Linked DNA regions of Homo sapiens: region 1 is linked to region 2. The links are chromatin loops, found by intact Hi-C in ENCODE. Cell type or tissue: heart left ventricle. All regions are shown on one strand. Links, peaks and the distances in the headings refer to the core of each region. The heading gives the core; the rest is flanking DNA. Region 1 has its middle 7.6 kb from the start of ADGRE2. Region 2 has its middle 3.8 kb from the start of OR7A17.

The links. Hi-C counts contacts between places; a loop is a spot of excess contacts. Peaks named below come from ENCODE experiments on the same cell type or tissue, not always from the same donor. Only the 100,000 strongest peaks of a DNase experiment are listed, where the experiment ranks them.
Region 1: a loop joins it to region 2, with 29 times the contacts of the local background. A loop is called at or near these places in 29 of 110 quality-filtered maps.

Annotation. Positions count from the first base shown.
Region 1 is chr19:14,782,596-14,789,772 of GRCh38, reverse strand. No RefSeq gene overlaps it. Among named protein-coding and RNA genes, the nearest start is that of ADGRE2, 7.6 kb to the right of the region's middle. RefSeq lists an enhancer at 2,755-3,254 and a cis regulatory region at 3,019-3,470. In heart left ventricle, for the core only: a CTCF peak has its summit at 3,304 (motif pointing left); a DNase peak (open chromatin) is centred at 3,292; H3K27ac peaks cover 181 bases; H3K27me3 peaks cover 1,403 bases.
Region 2 is chr19:14,886,329-14,893,505 of GRCh38, reverse strand. It overlaps the pseudogene OR7A18P and the pseudogene OR7A1P. Among named protein-coding and RNA genes, the nearest start is that of OR7A17, 3.8 kb to the right of the region's middle. RefSeq lists an enhancer at 4,621-4,680. In heart left ventricle, for the core only: a CTCF peak has its summit at 4,500 (motif pointing right); a DNase peak (open chromatin) is centred at 4,515; H3K4me3 peaks cover 440 bases.

The DNA of each region.
Region 1 (7,177 bases), core at 1,808-4,307, 100 kb after region 2:
AAGAATTATTTAAGACAGAAGTGCTGGCCGGGCACGGTGGCTCACACCTGTAATCCCAGCACTTGGGGAGGCCGAGGTGGGTGGATCACCTGAGGTCAGGAGTTTGACACCAGCCTGACGAACATGGAGAAACCCTGTCTCTACTAAAAATACAAAATTAGCCAGGTGTGGTGGCACACGCCTGTAATCCCAGCTACTCAGGAGGCTGAGGCAGGAGAATCGCTTGAACCCGGGAGGCGGAGGTTGCAGTGAGCTGAGATCGGGCCATTGCACTCCAGCCTGGGCAACAAGAGCGAAACTCTGCTGCAAAAAAAAAAAAAAGATGGAAGTGCCATGATATCTGCCACTGACTACCAATGTTTTGTATGTGTAAATCTGTGTATATAGAGAGAGATGTTTTCTAGGGTGCCACTATAATAATATTGTTCCATCTCTATGGATGATATATGAGTGTTTATTGTATCAATCTTCTGAATTTTTTCTATGTTTTAAAATTATAAATAAAAGTGTCAGGAAAGCAAATGCATTAATTAGTTCTTAATTCATTAAGGGTATACTCTCATGAATTCCTAGACATCCAGATCAAATGCTTTTTTCTCTGCACAAAGTTAATTTTGTCAATAGATGTTTTATAAAACTGTGAATATGTATGGCTATAAGGTGATGGATTTAAAATCTAAAAATTAAAAATAAAATTATTAAAACGTTAGGAAAAAATGGAGGGGATCTCTACTTCTGCCTAGAAAATAGAAAATGAAAATGAGTATGGCTCCAAACCCAAGAATAAGAAAATCCAAATAAACTACAAAACCATTAATTTTCTTGAACCCATTAGAGAACAGAGGTAATGGGACAAGAAAGTAGCCTGAAACCAAAGGAAAGACAGGAGTGTCTAAAGAGAGACCATAAGGAGTAGTGGCGAACCTAAGGCAGAGCACAAAAGGAAGTTATCTGGGTGTCAATACAAGTGACTAAGAAGAATTCATCTAAATTTTTAATGAATTTAATAGCCCCAAGAGTGGTCACTGATGAAAGTATTAGAACTCTGCAGGAGTGCAAAGAATGTGGAGAGACTCTCTCTGAAATGCAGCTACATAGGGAAGAGCCACAGCTGAAGGTAGAACAACTATGAGACAAACAAACCCTCTTGCAAAGAGAGCCCTCACCCCAACACAAGACACCAAAGTAACACTCAAATAAACTGAAGCCTGGGGTTCACTGATTACAGACAGACTTAACCTGATTCCAGACAGACTTAACCTCCCACAAAAATAGCTTAGGAGAAATAATATAAAGATGTGCTCATTTCCAGTCATAAATAATACCTCATTGTCAGCTGCCCTACACAAATTGTCCAGCATTCAATCAAAAATTATGAAACACGGGCCAGCCACGGTGGTTTACACCTGTAATCCCAGCACTTTGGGAGGCCGAGGCAGGCAGATCACCTGTCAGGAGTTCAAGACCAGCCTGGCCAACATGGCGAAACCCTGTCTCTACTAAAAATCCAAAAAATTAGACGGCGTGATGATGTGCACCTGTAGTCGCAGCTACTTGGAAGGCTGAGGCAGGAAAATTGCTTGAACCCAGGAAGTGGAGGTTGCAATGAGCCAAGATCACACCACTGCACTCCAGCCTGGGCACAGAGTGAGACTCCGTCTCGAAAAACATTATGAAGCACAAGCAAAAGCAAGAAAACACAAACCACAGAGAAATCAGCAGAAACCAGACTTAGAAATAAACTAATAGGGAATTTAAAATAACTATAATTGGGCCAGGCGCAGTGGCTCACACCTGTAATCCCAACACTTTGGGAGGTCAAGGCAGGCGGATCACGAGATCAAGAGATCCAGACCATCCTGGCAAACATGGTGAAACCCCGTCTCTACTAAAAATACAAAAATTAGCTGTGCATGGTGGCACGCGCCTGTAGGCCCAGCTACTCAGGAGGCTGAGGCAGGAGAGTCGCTTGAACCTGGGAGGCCGAGGTTGCAGTGAGCCAAGATCCTGCCACTGCACTTCAGCCTGGCGACAGAGAGAGACTCTGTCTCAAAAAAATAAACTATAATTAATTTTTTTTAACTCTAGTGCAATTCTAGTTTATTGCATTCTCTTATCAAAACTCCTGAACCACGGGACACTGGCGCCACTCTGGCTGGTCCCTCCCAGCTCACAGTAGTCTCCCTCATTCTCTGACTCCCTCCAATTCCTTTCCAAGCTCTGCATTCTTCCAATTTCTCATACTTACTCTCATAGAACTCCTATTTCCTGGGCGCTCAGAACCACCAACATCCCAGCCCTAGATCCCTGAGTCCTATTCCTGGATTTCTGCAGGCCCCCGCACTGGGACCTCAATTTCGCTCCCTGCAAATGTGTGGTCTCTGACTTCCGGTATCGGAAGCAAGGATTTCCGGTTCCCACGCTCCTGTTGACAAAAACTTCCCGTTTTCGTTTTTTGAGGTTGGGCAACAGCACTATGAGAGGCCGAGGCAGGCAGATCACTTGAGGTCAGGAGTTCGAGACCAGCCTGGCCAACATGGTAAAACCCTGTCTCTACCAAAAATGCAAAAAATTAGCTGGGCATGGTGGCACGCGCTTGCAATCCCCGCTACTCAGGAGTCTGAGGCAGGAGATCGCTTGAACCCAGGAGGCGGAAGTTGCAGTGAGCCAAGATCCTGCCACTGCACTCCAGCTTGGGTGACAGAGACCCTGTCTCAAAAAAAAAAAAAAAAAAAAAAACCAAGCAAACAAACAATCAAAAAAAAAAAACGAGCTGACTCTGGACTCACGCAGGCCTGGTGTCTCCGATCCCAGCCTTGCCATTTTCTGGCTCTATGAACCTGGGTGAGCCGCATCGCCTTCCTGAGCCTCAGTTTCCCCATCTGTAAAACAGGGATTCACCCATTCACTGTTCCACAAATGTGCACCCAGGACCCACTGACACCAAGCGCTGCGCCCAGCTCTAACCTATATAAAGTTAAGGCAGAACACGAACATGGTTAAGTGCGTTCACCCCTCCCCCAGGCATGGAGCTGCTGAACTAGTTTTAGGAATGGGGAAATCAGAGCATGCGTGGACAGAGGGAGGACCACAGAGTGGACCACCCCCACTCTTCTCAGATTCCCCTCATTTGACCAAAAAGCCCGTCTACCAGGAGGTGGGACCCCAAGCAGGGTGCCCGGGCTTGGCATCCTAATCCGGGCCAGGAACTGACCCCAGCAGCCAGACAGGGGAGGGGGCTAAAGCTTGGGTTTTCCCACCTCCGGCTTCCCGCCGCTGCAGCGCGTGGAGCCAGCGCCATCTGTGGGCCGCCAAGGGGAGGTGCGTGCGACTGCCGGGGAAGTGGATGGTCGCCCCCGTTTCTCCCCGATCCGGGCGCCTCAGGCCCCCCAGGAGTTTCGGAAACAGCTCTCATCTCTTAAATTATCCTCCACATCCCACTTTTCCCAGTTGTCATTTCCCAGCTAGAACTCATCGTTCATGTATTATTTATGCACATTTATTGAGCAGCTACTGTGTGTATTGAGCAAACCTAGAGCATTGCTGTAGGTTTCGAGTACAGAGAAGAAACAGAACAGGCCTGGCTCGGGCCTGTAACCCCAGCCACTCAGGAGGCTGAGGCAGGAGGATCACTTGAGCCCAGGAGGTGGAGGCTGCAGTGAGCCATGAAGGCAACACCACACTCCAGCCTGGGCAACAGAGCAAGACCCTGTCTCTAAAAGTAAGAAGAGGCCAGGTGCAGTGTCTCGGCCAGGCACAGTGGTCACGCCTGTAATTCCAGCACTTTGGGAGGCCGAGGCGGGTGGATCACCTGAGATCAGCAGTTCGGGACCAGCCTGGCCAACATGGTGAAACCCCCTCTCTACTAAAAATACAAAAATTAGCCAGGCGTGGTGGCAGGCGCCTGTAATCCCAGCTACTCAGGGGGCTGAGGCAGGAGAATTGCTTGAAAACGGGGAGGCAGGGGGCGGGGGCAGAGGTTGAACCGAGATCGTGTCACTGCACTCCAGCCTGGGTGACAGAGCAAGACTCTGTCTCAAAAAACAAAATAATTAAAAGATAAAAAAAAATTCTGAGGGAAAGGTATTCCAGGTGGCGAAAACAGCACATGCAAAGGCCCTGAGGCTGGACTGGGCCTGGTATATTTGTTTGGGGAATAGTGAGGAAGGTGCTGTGGCTGGAGCCAAGTGAATGAGGGGAAGAGAGCTGGAGGTGACAGGGCAAATCACACAGCCAAGCCTTGTGGGCCTTGGGGAAGACTGGATTTTACTGGGTAAGGTGGGAGCCATAGAGGGTGCTCAAGGAGAGGAAGAGCTTGGTCTGAACGGATTCAGATGCTCACAGGAAGAACAGACGGCCAGACCAACAAGACAGCTGTCACAGATACAGGAAGAGATATTATATCTCCCTGCGGTTGGTTTTGTTGCTTTTTCCCATGACTCATGGGGAGAGGAACCAGTGGGGCGAGGAGCTGGGAGGACAGGCCACCCCAGACTTCCCCTTCCCAGGAGTCGGGGAGCCCCCACCCCACCATGTCCCAGGACACACTCGGGCAGGGCTGCCAGGAGTGTTTGTGTTTCACCCTCTCTAGATGGGTGGAAATGAGGTGTGGCTGGGGAGGTGGTGGGGTGGCCAGGAGGGAAGCTGGGTCCCGGAGAGGCAGGACCCGTGAAGGCATCGGGGAAGGGGGTGCCCCCTCTGAGAAGGCACAGGGGTCTTGCTGTCTCCTTTCTCTATTTGAGTATCAAAGGCCTGCTCAAGCCCGAAGCTAAAGGGAAGGTCAAGGGTGTGGGGGCGTCAGGCTGTGGGTGGCTGGGTTTAGTCACAGCTGTGACTGCACTGCCGGTAAGGACCCTGGAGGCTGGACGTCAGCCCTGCCAGGGTTGGGCAACATCCTGTTGGGGAAGTCTCTTCTAGTTATGGTTTTCGCTTTTCCAGCCCTACTCTGACCCTAGTGGGAGAATTACAGGCAGGGGAGCACAGGATGAACGCGCGCGTTACCAGAAACAGAAATAATCCCCTTTAAATTTTCCCAAGAATAGGATATACACATGCAAAAAATAATAATAATAATGAAAGAACTTAGACCCTACGTCATAACCATACACAAAAAGTAACTATATGAGGCCAGGTGCGGTGCTTCACGCCTGTAATCCCAGCACTTTGGGATGCCGAGGCAAGGGAATCACCTGAGATTAAGAGTTTGAGACCAGCCTGACCAACATGGTGAAACCCTGTCTTTACTAAAAATACACACACACACACACACAAAAATAGCCAGGGGTGGTGGCACACACCTGTAATCTCGGCTACTCGGGAGGCGAGGCAGGAGAGTAGCTTGAACTCAGGAGGTGGAGGTTGCAGTGAGCCAAGATCACGCCACTGCACTCCAGCCTGGGTGACAGAGAGAGACTCCATCTCAAAAAAATTAAATTAAATTAAATTTAAAAATAAACATAAGTATCCGTTTGAGTGTCTGCCTTCAGTTTTCTCAGGTGTATACCCAGGAGCAGAATGGCTGGATCACAGGGTCACTCTGCAAGTAACTTTTTGAGGAGCCGCAAACTGTTTTCTATGCCTGGAAAGAAGTGAAAGGGAGACCTCCATCCGAGGGACAGAGCCCTGGGGATGGGTTGATTCTCATCAATGCTTTCCCATCGTTTCTTTCTGGTACTGGCTGGGACCGTCAGTGCCATCCATGGCCCTAATTCTCGGGAACCCACAAGCCCACAACAGAAGAGGCCCAGAGGCATGCGGAGGGGTTGACCCGGGTGGGCACCCAGCCTGAATAAGCCCCCTTCCTCCCCTGGCCTTCCCCACCCATCGAAAGTCAAGGGAAGGATTCTGAGACCCCCATCCTCACAGTGCCCCCCAGAAGCCTGACCCCATCCTTATCGGGACATCGGCACCACCCTGCTCAGAAGATTTTGCAAAATGGGGAAGACACTGAGAGCTGCAAGAAGGTGATAAAAATGCCACCAAATGTCACACAGCGTTCCCAGCTCAGGGCTTCTTGTTGGCTGCCACCAGTTCCCCACCCCCACAGCCACCCCTGAGCTGTTCCCCTCCCCCACCCTACTCTCTCCTTTGCTTCCTCTAATCGCTTCTCCTTAAAACCTTTACACATTTTAAAATTCTTTTTTAAATATTTGTATAGAGCCTCAGGTTTATATAATTCATGAAACAATGTAATTCTTGGGACCATCGGTCTATCCATGATCAGCTTTATTTTACTTACTTATTTTCTGAGACAGAGTCTCACTCTGTGGCCCAGGCTGGAGTACAGTGGCGAGAGCTCACTGCAACCTTGAACTCCTGGGCTCAAGAGATCCTCCCACCTCAGCCCCGTGAGTAGCTGGGATTCCAGGCACATGCCATCACTCCTGGCTAATTTTTGCATTTTTTGGTAGAGATGGAGTTTTACCATGTTGCCCAGGCTGGTCTCGATCCCCTGGGCTCAAGGGATCCTCCCGCCTCGGCCTCCAAAAGTGCTGAGATCACAGGCATGAGCCACTCTGCCTGGCCGATTTTATCTTCCTTGATACAAACTCTTTTCAGAATTCTCTTTGTTTTTGCTTTGGTCCCTGATAAAATCACATGTGAATATAACCGCAAAACACCACATGCCTGCATTACATGGCGTTACGTTAAACAACCATCATTTTGGCTGGGCGCAGTGACTCATGCCCGTCTCTACTAAAAATACAAAAAAATTAGCCTGGCGTGGTGGTGTGCACCTGTAATCCCAGCCACTTGGGAGGCTGAGGCAGGAGAATGGCTTGAACGCGGGGGGCGGAGGTTGCAGTGAGCCGAGATTGTGCCACTGCACTCCTGCCTGGGCGACAGAGCAAGAGACTCTGTCTCAAGAAAACAAAACAAAACAGCCATCATTTTAGGAAACATTCATATGTGGAAACTACTATGTGTATTGTTCACAATTTGCGGGAATAAAGAACTTTGCTTTGCAAAAAATATGTAAATTAAAAAATAAAAGGGAAGGAAGGCATACCCATGAGCCTCCCTCATCACCAAGAACTGAGACATGACCTTGTTCCCATGCTCCCATCTTTATCTTGCTGATTACCACCACTCTGAATATTCTTTGCACCTTATTCCTTTGCTCAGTTACTTATTTTTTTATTTTATTTATTTTTGAGACAGGGTCTTGCTCTGTCAC
Region 2 (7,177 bases), core at 2,977-5,476:
ATTCCTCGGGGTCTTTCATTGATCATTTTGCTCCATTGCACAAACTTCTGCAGGGAACGTAGTGCCCTCCACCCTGTCTTCATTATGGGCTCTCTTCATTTGTCACCTTCTCTGCTGGTCCTGCCTGAACACCCTGGAAAATCTATTACCCCATCCACTCTTTCCTTCTAACCTCCTTCTTCATAGGATGCATCACCATCTGATATTGAGGATGGCATTTTAAAAACATACTTGTATTTTTCATTCATCATTAAATTGTAGGAAGTTATTTATTTATTTATTATTTTATTTTATTATTATTTTTTAAAGACAGGGTCTCACTCTGTTGCCCAGGCTGGAGTGCAGTGGCATGATCTCGGCTCACTACAATCTCCACCTCCTGGGTTCAAGTGATTCTCATGCCTTAGCCTCCCAAGTAGCTGGGATTACAGGCATGCGCCAGCACGCCCGGCTAATTTTTTTTGTATTTTTAGCTGAGACCGGTTTTTGCCATGTTGGCCAGGCTGGTCTCGAACTCCTGACTTCAGGTGATCCGTCCACCTTGGCCTCCGCGAGTGATGAGATTACAGGCGTGAGCCACTGCAGCCAGCCCATATTAACTTCTTGACTGTAGAATATAAGTGAGAATATTTCTGATATGTTTGTAATGCATGCTTGTGTCATGTTCTCTTTCTCTCTCTTTTGGAAGTCACATCAACAAGATGAAACCAGGGAATGAGACACAAATTTCACAATTCCTTCTCCTGGGACTTTCAGAGGAACCAGAATTGCAGCCCTTCCTCTTTGGGCTATTTCTGTCCATGTACCTGGTCACCGTGCTCGGGAACCTGCTCATCATCCTGGCCACAATCTCAGACTCCCACCTCCACACCCCCATGTACTTCTTCCTCTCCAACCTGTCCTTTGCAGACATCTGTTTTGTGTCTACCACTGTCCCAAAGATGCTGGTGAACATCCAGACACAGAGCAGAGTCATCACCTATGCAGACTGCATCACCCAGATGTGCTTTTTTATACTCTTTGTAGTGTTGGACAGCTTACTCCTGACTGTGATGGCCTATGACCGGTTTGTGGCCATCTGTCACCCCCTGCACTACACAGTCATTATGAACTCCTGGCTCTGTGGACTGCTGGTTCTGGTGTCCTGGATCGTGAGCATCCTATATTCTCTGTTACAAAGCATAATGGCATTGCAGCTGTCCTTCTGTACAGAATTGAAAATCCCTCATTTTTTCTGTGAACTTAATCAGGTCATCCACCTTGCCTGTTCCGACACTTTTATTAATGACATGATGATGAATTTTACAAGTGTGCTGCTGGGTGGGGGATGCCTCGCTGGAATATTTTACTTACTTTAAGATACTTTGTTGCATATGTTCGATCTCATCAGCTCAGGGGATGAATAAAGCACTTTCCACCTGTGCATCTCACCTCTCAGTTGTCTCCTTATTTTATTGTACAGGCGTAGGTGTGTACCTTAGTTCTGCTGCAACCCATAACTCACTCTCAAATGCTGCAGCCTCGGTGATGTACACTGTGGTCACCTCCATGCTGAACCCCTTCATCTACAGCCTGAGGAATAAAGACATAAACAGAGCTCTGAATCGATTCTTCAGAGAGCAGAAACAGGAGGGCCATTTTCCAGAAGTTCTTGAGATTTCAGAGCTCTAAATCCCCTAGCCAGAAATTATGATTCATGGATCAGATTGTGAAAGTAGAATTTTCTCCTAGTATTTATATTCTGGACTTTAGATTTCTTTAACCTTGACGACATTAGAAAATTTACACTTTTTCTTAATAAAGCTTTCTGCTCTGATATGCAACTGTTTTTGTCCTCTGTCATTTTTCTAAAATTACATCCAAACTAGGTCCAGAAACAAATGGAAGTTTTTCTCATACAGGGGTGAGTTATATTCATCCCAAAGAATTAACTACGCTTGGCAACTGTAAGGTCATTAATATAATTTTATGGTAGATGAATATCTGAGCCCACAGTTTTCTATTTCTGAGTCTGTTATTTCCTTTTCTATGAAAACCTTAGCTGTTCTTCCTGAAAATGTCAACTTGAACATACTGCTGAGGTCTTAGCAATGCACCAACATGTAACAGTCTCTCGCCTGAGATAAAACCCAGAGTTCTTCGTCCTACCTCCAAGAACATTAAGGAGCGTGGACACAAAGATGAGGTTGGAGGGAAAAGAAGAAAGCTCTCGGCCAGCAGAGAGGGGGTCCTGAATGGGAAGCCCCCTATGAGGCCCGTTCTGAGGTTTTTATGGACTGGAAAGGGGAAGCAATGTGTTTAGTCTGCAGGCTGTCTTGGAGAACGCTGACTCAGCTTGGCTCAGGATCTTGGCCTGGGACCTTTCAGAAAGCTTGGCCCAGGACCTTTGCCCAGGATCAATCAGGGGCTGAATTCATAGAGACCAGACTTATAGTCCAAAACAAGGGAAGTAGAGTGCCCACCGGAACCCACCAGAGCCCACTGCGTCCATGCCCACGAAGGGAGAAAAAGCTTTTTCCTGGGAGGCCACTGACTATACAAAGGACAAAGGCATTTCTATGCCAGGCCTTGTTTCTTATCTGAGTGAGCCAGAGGTTTGTGAAAGTTTTTATCTAAATGAGCCAGGAGTTTTCCTATCTGTGCAGCCGTGGGCATGTCTCCAGACACAATCCCCTATGCTTCTTCCCTTATTGGTGCCGGCAGCTTCATTTTTTTTCCCCAGGCTTTTTTTTTATATTATATGGAGATGAGGCACTGACCCATGAGTCAAAGGCTCTCCAGGAATCCTTATCTTGCTATCTACCTAAGGCAAGCTAACTAACTCCTTTCAATACTAGTGTGTTTTACAGCTAGGCAAGGGATTTTACTCGCCTCACTGGGGTCCTATGCTCTATTTCAGCTCAACGTCAACAGTGCCTATATTTTCTGATAAAGATAAAGAGTAGGTAGGAAAATACAGCTTATCAAATACATGTTTTAGATACAGTTTACAAAGAAAGGCACATTTTTATGTGTCAGTTGACCTCATACATCCTTAGTCACAGATGATGTTAAATGTGATGGAATAAAATGATCAGTCATGCACTGAATGACTATAGAATATTTGTTTTTGATGATGTACATCTGGTCCTGGAAGTGTGGAGATTTGGTGTCCATGTGTAATCAGGTTTCTTCATCTGAGTGAAGGATTTGGTGTCATGGTCTGTATTATTTCAATGTACCATCTTGCTTTTCCTCTTAAAATTTTCTACTGCTCCCTACGAATATGACTCCTTGCATTATTCTAAAAATATCTCCTCCTTTAAAAACTGTCTCATAAGCATTAAAGTGTAGGTAAGTGAACAATATGTGTATTAAATTTATCATAATTTGCTTTGTTCCTTTAATAGTCTCTTTGGTCCTCATGGTCAAATAATGACTCACACAAGACATTGAATTTCTGCCCAATATTGCCTCTGTCAATAGACACTTGTGAATTAGAGTCACAATTTATCCCTGCAAAAACCTATATGTCCTTTCAACTTCTCCTGGTTATCCCGAAGGCAATCTAAAAGTTGCCTCACTTTAATACAGTTATCTGAAATAAACACGAGTAACCAGGTGATCACAAATGTTTTCTTGAAATATCAGAACAACTGTGAAAAAAGAAGAGGCAGAAGATTATTCTGAATGTCACTAGTTCTGTTTGCATTGATTAATGTATCAGTAAGCTACTGCTGTGTAACAAGCCATCTCAATAATAAATGGTTTAATATCATGCTTTTTCATCCTGTAGGAGTTTATGATAGAGAAGTTTTTACATTGGGAATTAGAACTTAAGCGTTTTTTAAGGAAATAAAAATATTCAGTTCATAGGACTGCCCAAATCTAGTTGGTTCTTGAATTTTGGATAGCAAGGACACTTTGAGAGAGGAAGATTAAGAGAAGTGGTGGAATCTCACAGTGCCTCTTACAGTTTCTTCACAGGCATTAAATATGTCATGACTGCTCACAGTCTGTTAGACAAATCATGTCACATGTTCAAGATGTGCATCAACCGTTTTAGGGATACACACTCCTCCCAAGTGAATTATTGTCAAGACCCAGAGCCAAAGGTGGAAAAGCACCATCCACCTATAGACAATAGGGGAGGTAATAAATGAATGAAAAATAAAATGATCTACCTGAGGGAGAAACAGACATGTGTGGGCTGCTAGCCACCCAGGTGCCAAGGCAAGAGACCGAGGGCACAAGCTGTTCCAATATAATAAAGAAAATATATAAAATAAGAATAGTTATACTAGAAGTAGATTATAGATATCATTATATATGAATATCATTAATCATTAGTTTGTACATTACTCTTTATTCCAATATTATAATAATCTTTGCTCTACAATTATAACCTAGGAAAAACCAGGCCATACAGAGATAGGAGCTGAAGGGGCATGGTGAGAAGTGACCAGAAGACAAGAGTGTGAGCCCTCTGTCACGCCCAGATAGGGCCACTAGAGGGCTCCTTGGCCTAGCGGTAGCATCAGTGTCTAGGGAAGGCACCCATTACTTAGCAGACCGGGAGAGGGAGTCTCCCTTTCCCCGGGGGAGTTAGAGAAGACTCTGCTCCACCACCTCTTGTGGAAGGCCTGACATCAGTCAGGCCCGCCGGCAGCCATCCGGAGGCCTGTCTCCCTGTGATGCTGTGCTTCAGCGGTCATGCCCGTGTTTCACTTTCATGTTCCACCCTGTACACCTGGCTCTGCCTTCTAGATAGCAATAACAGAATTAGTGAAAATACTAAAAGTCTTTGAAATGCATAGAAGAAATAATGGCTCTCTCTCTCTCTCTCTCTCTCTGCCCTGACTGCCAAACAGGGAAGGGCCCTCTGTCCGGTGGACACGTGACTCATGTGACCTTATCAATCACTGGAGATGACTCACACTCCTTACCCTGCCCTTTTTGCCTTGTATCCAATAAAAAACAGTGCAGCCAGGCATTCGGGACCACTACCAGTCTCCGCATCTTGGTGGTAGTGTTCCCCCAGGCCCAGCTGTCTTTTCTTCTCTTTGTCTTGTCTCTTTATTTCTACAATCTATTGTCTCCACACACGAGGAGAAAAACCCACAGACCCTGTAGGGCTGGTCCCTACAGACATGAAAGTCTTTCATACTTCTGTTGAAATTAAATGTGTATAAATTTTATCTACAGTTTTCTCCATGTCTATTTTTGTATTTTTACCACATGCTATACTCTGGCAATGAGGAAGATAAGATTTCTATTAATAGTTGGAGTTTCCAGAAGAGCTGGAGAAATAAATTGACGCAACAAGAATTATCAGAATTACAGATATTCCCAAGATTAAAAGATAGCAGAGCAGGTTATAAGAGTCTAAAAATGAACATACTCATGCATGTATCTTGGTAATAGAATGATTTCTATTCCTTTGGATATTTACCCAGTAGTGGCATTGCTGGATCAAATGGTATTTCTGGTTCTAGATCTTTGAGGAATCACTACACTGTCTTCCACACTGGTTGAACTAATTTGCATTCCCACTAACAGTGTAAAAACATTCTTATTTCTCTGCAACCTTGCCAGCATCTGTTTCTTGACTTTTTAATCATTGCCATTCTGACTGGCATGAGATGGTATCTCATTGTGGTTTTGATTTGCATTTCTATAATGATCAATGATATTGAGCTTTTTTTCATATGTTTGTTGGCCACAGGAATGTCTTCTTTTGAGAAGTGTCTGTTCATGTCAAAGACATAGAATCAACCCAAATGCCCACCAGTGATAGACTGGATAAAGAAAATGTGGTACATATACCCCATGAAATACTATGCAGCCATAAAAAGGAACAAGTTCATGTCTTTTGCAGGAACGTGGATGAAGCTGGAAGCCATTACCCTCAGCAAACTAACGCAGAAACAGAAAATCAAATACCACATGCACTCACTTATAAGTGGGACCTGATCAATGAGAACATATAGACATAAGGAGGGGAACAACACACACTGAGCCCTGTTGGGGGGTGGGGTGGGGGGGAGGGAGAACCTTAGGAAAACTAGCTAATGCCTGTGGGGCTTAATACCTAGGTGATGGATTGATAGGTGCAGCAAACCACCATGGCACACGTTTACCTATGTAGCAAACCTGCACATCCTGCATATGTACCCCAGAACATAAAATAAAATAAAAGGAGTCTAAACATTTTTAATGTGAATTTTTGGAGCCAGGCAGAGGAGGACAGAGAAGATGTCCCTGAGTATAATAAAGCAGACGTGGAAGGACACTCATGCAATCTCCTCCCCGTGTGGACCCCTGGAAGCAGGTGTCCCTTCATGATCACAAATTTCTGTCTCCGAGAAGCAAGGCATGTCCTTTCCCAAGAAACTTTTCCAGAATCACAAACTTTTCCTACTCTTTGCAGGGATGAATGTATTTCTGCAGACTGTGATGGCCTATGACCACTTTGTGGCCATCTGTCACCCCCTGCACTACAGGGTCATCATGAATCCTGGGATCTTTGGACTGTGGGTTCTGGTGTCCTGGAGCATGAGTGCCCTGAATTCCTCACTGCAAAGCAGAATGTGTTGCAGCTGTCCTTCTGCACAAACTTGGAAATCCCCCCATTTTTTTCTGTGAACTTAATCAGTTGATCCTGCTTGCCTGTTCTAACACTTTTTTTTTTTTTTTTAGTGAGATGGAGTTTTGTTCTTATTACCCAGGCTGGAGAGAAATGGCGCCATATTGGCTCACTGCAACCTCCACCTCCCGGGTTCAAGCAATTCTCCTGCCTCAGCCTCCTGCATAGCTGGGATTACAGGCAACTGCCACCACACCCGGCTAATGTTTTTGCACTCCAGCTCAGGTGATACAACAAGACTCCATCTCAAAAAAATATATATATGAAATTCTAATGTTTTGGCAAAAGCAACATGAAGCCAAGAAATGTAGTACCCATGGTTTTATATGAACAGAACACAGTTCATCTCCTTGCAAAGGTAAATTGCCATTTTCTGGATATGTCAAGAGCTGAGTTTCCATCACAAGCCAGTGCTTTGGAGACTCAAGGGACCTAGTCAAGACAGGTTCCTCAGTTTAGACTTTGGAGGAAATTTTCACTGAAGGCTGGGAGAAGGTGCTAGGAGAATGGGACTCTGGAAGCCAAGGAAGTCCACGGGGAAGGAGTAATAAA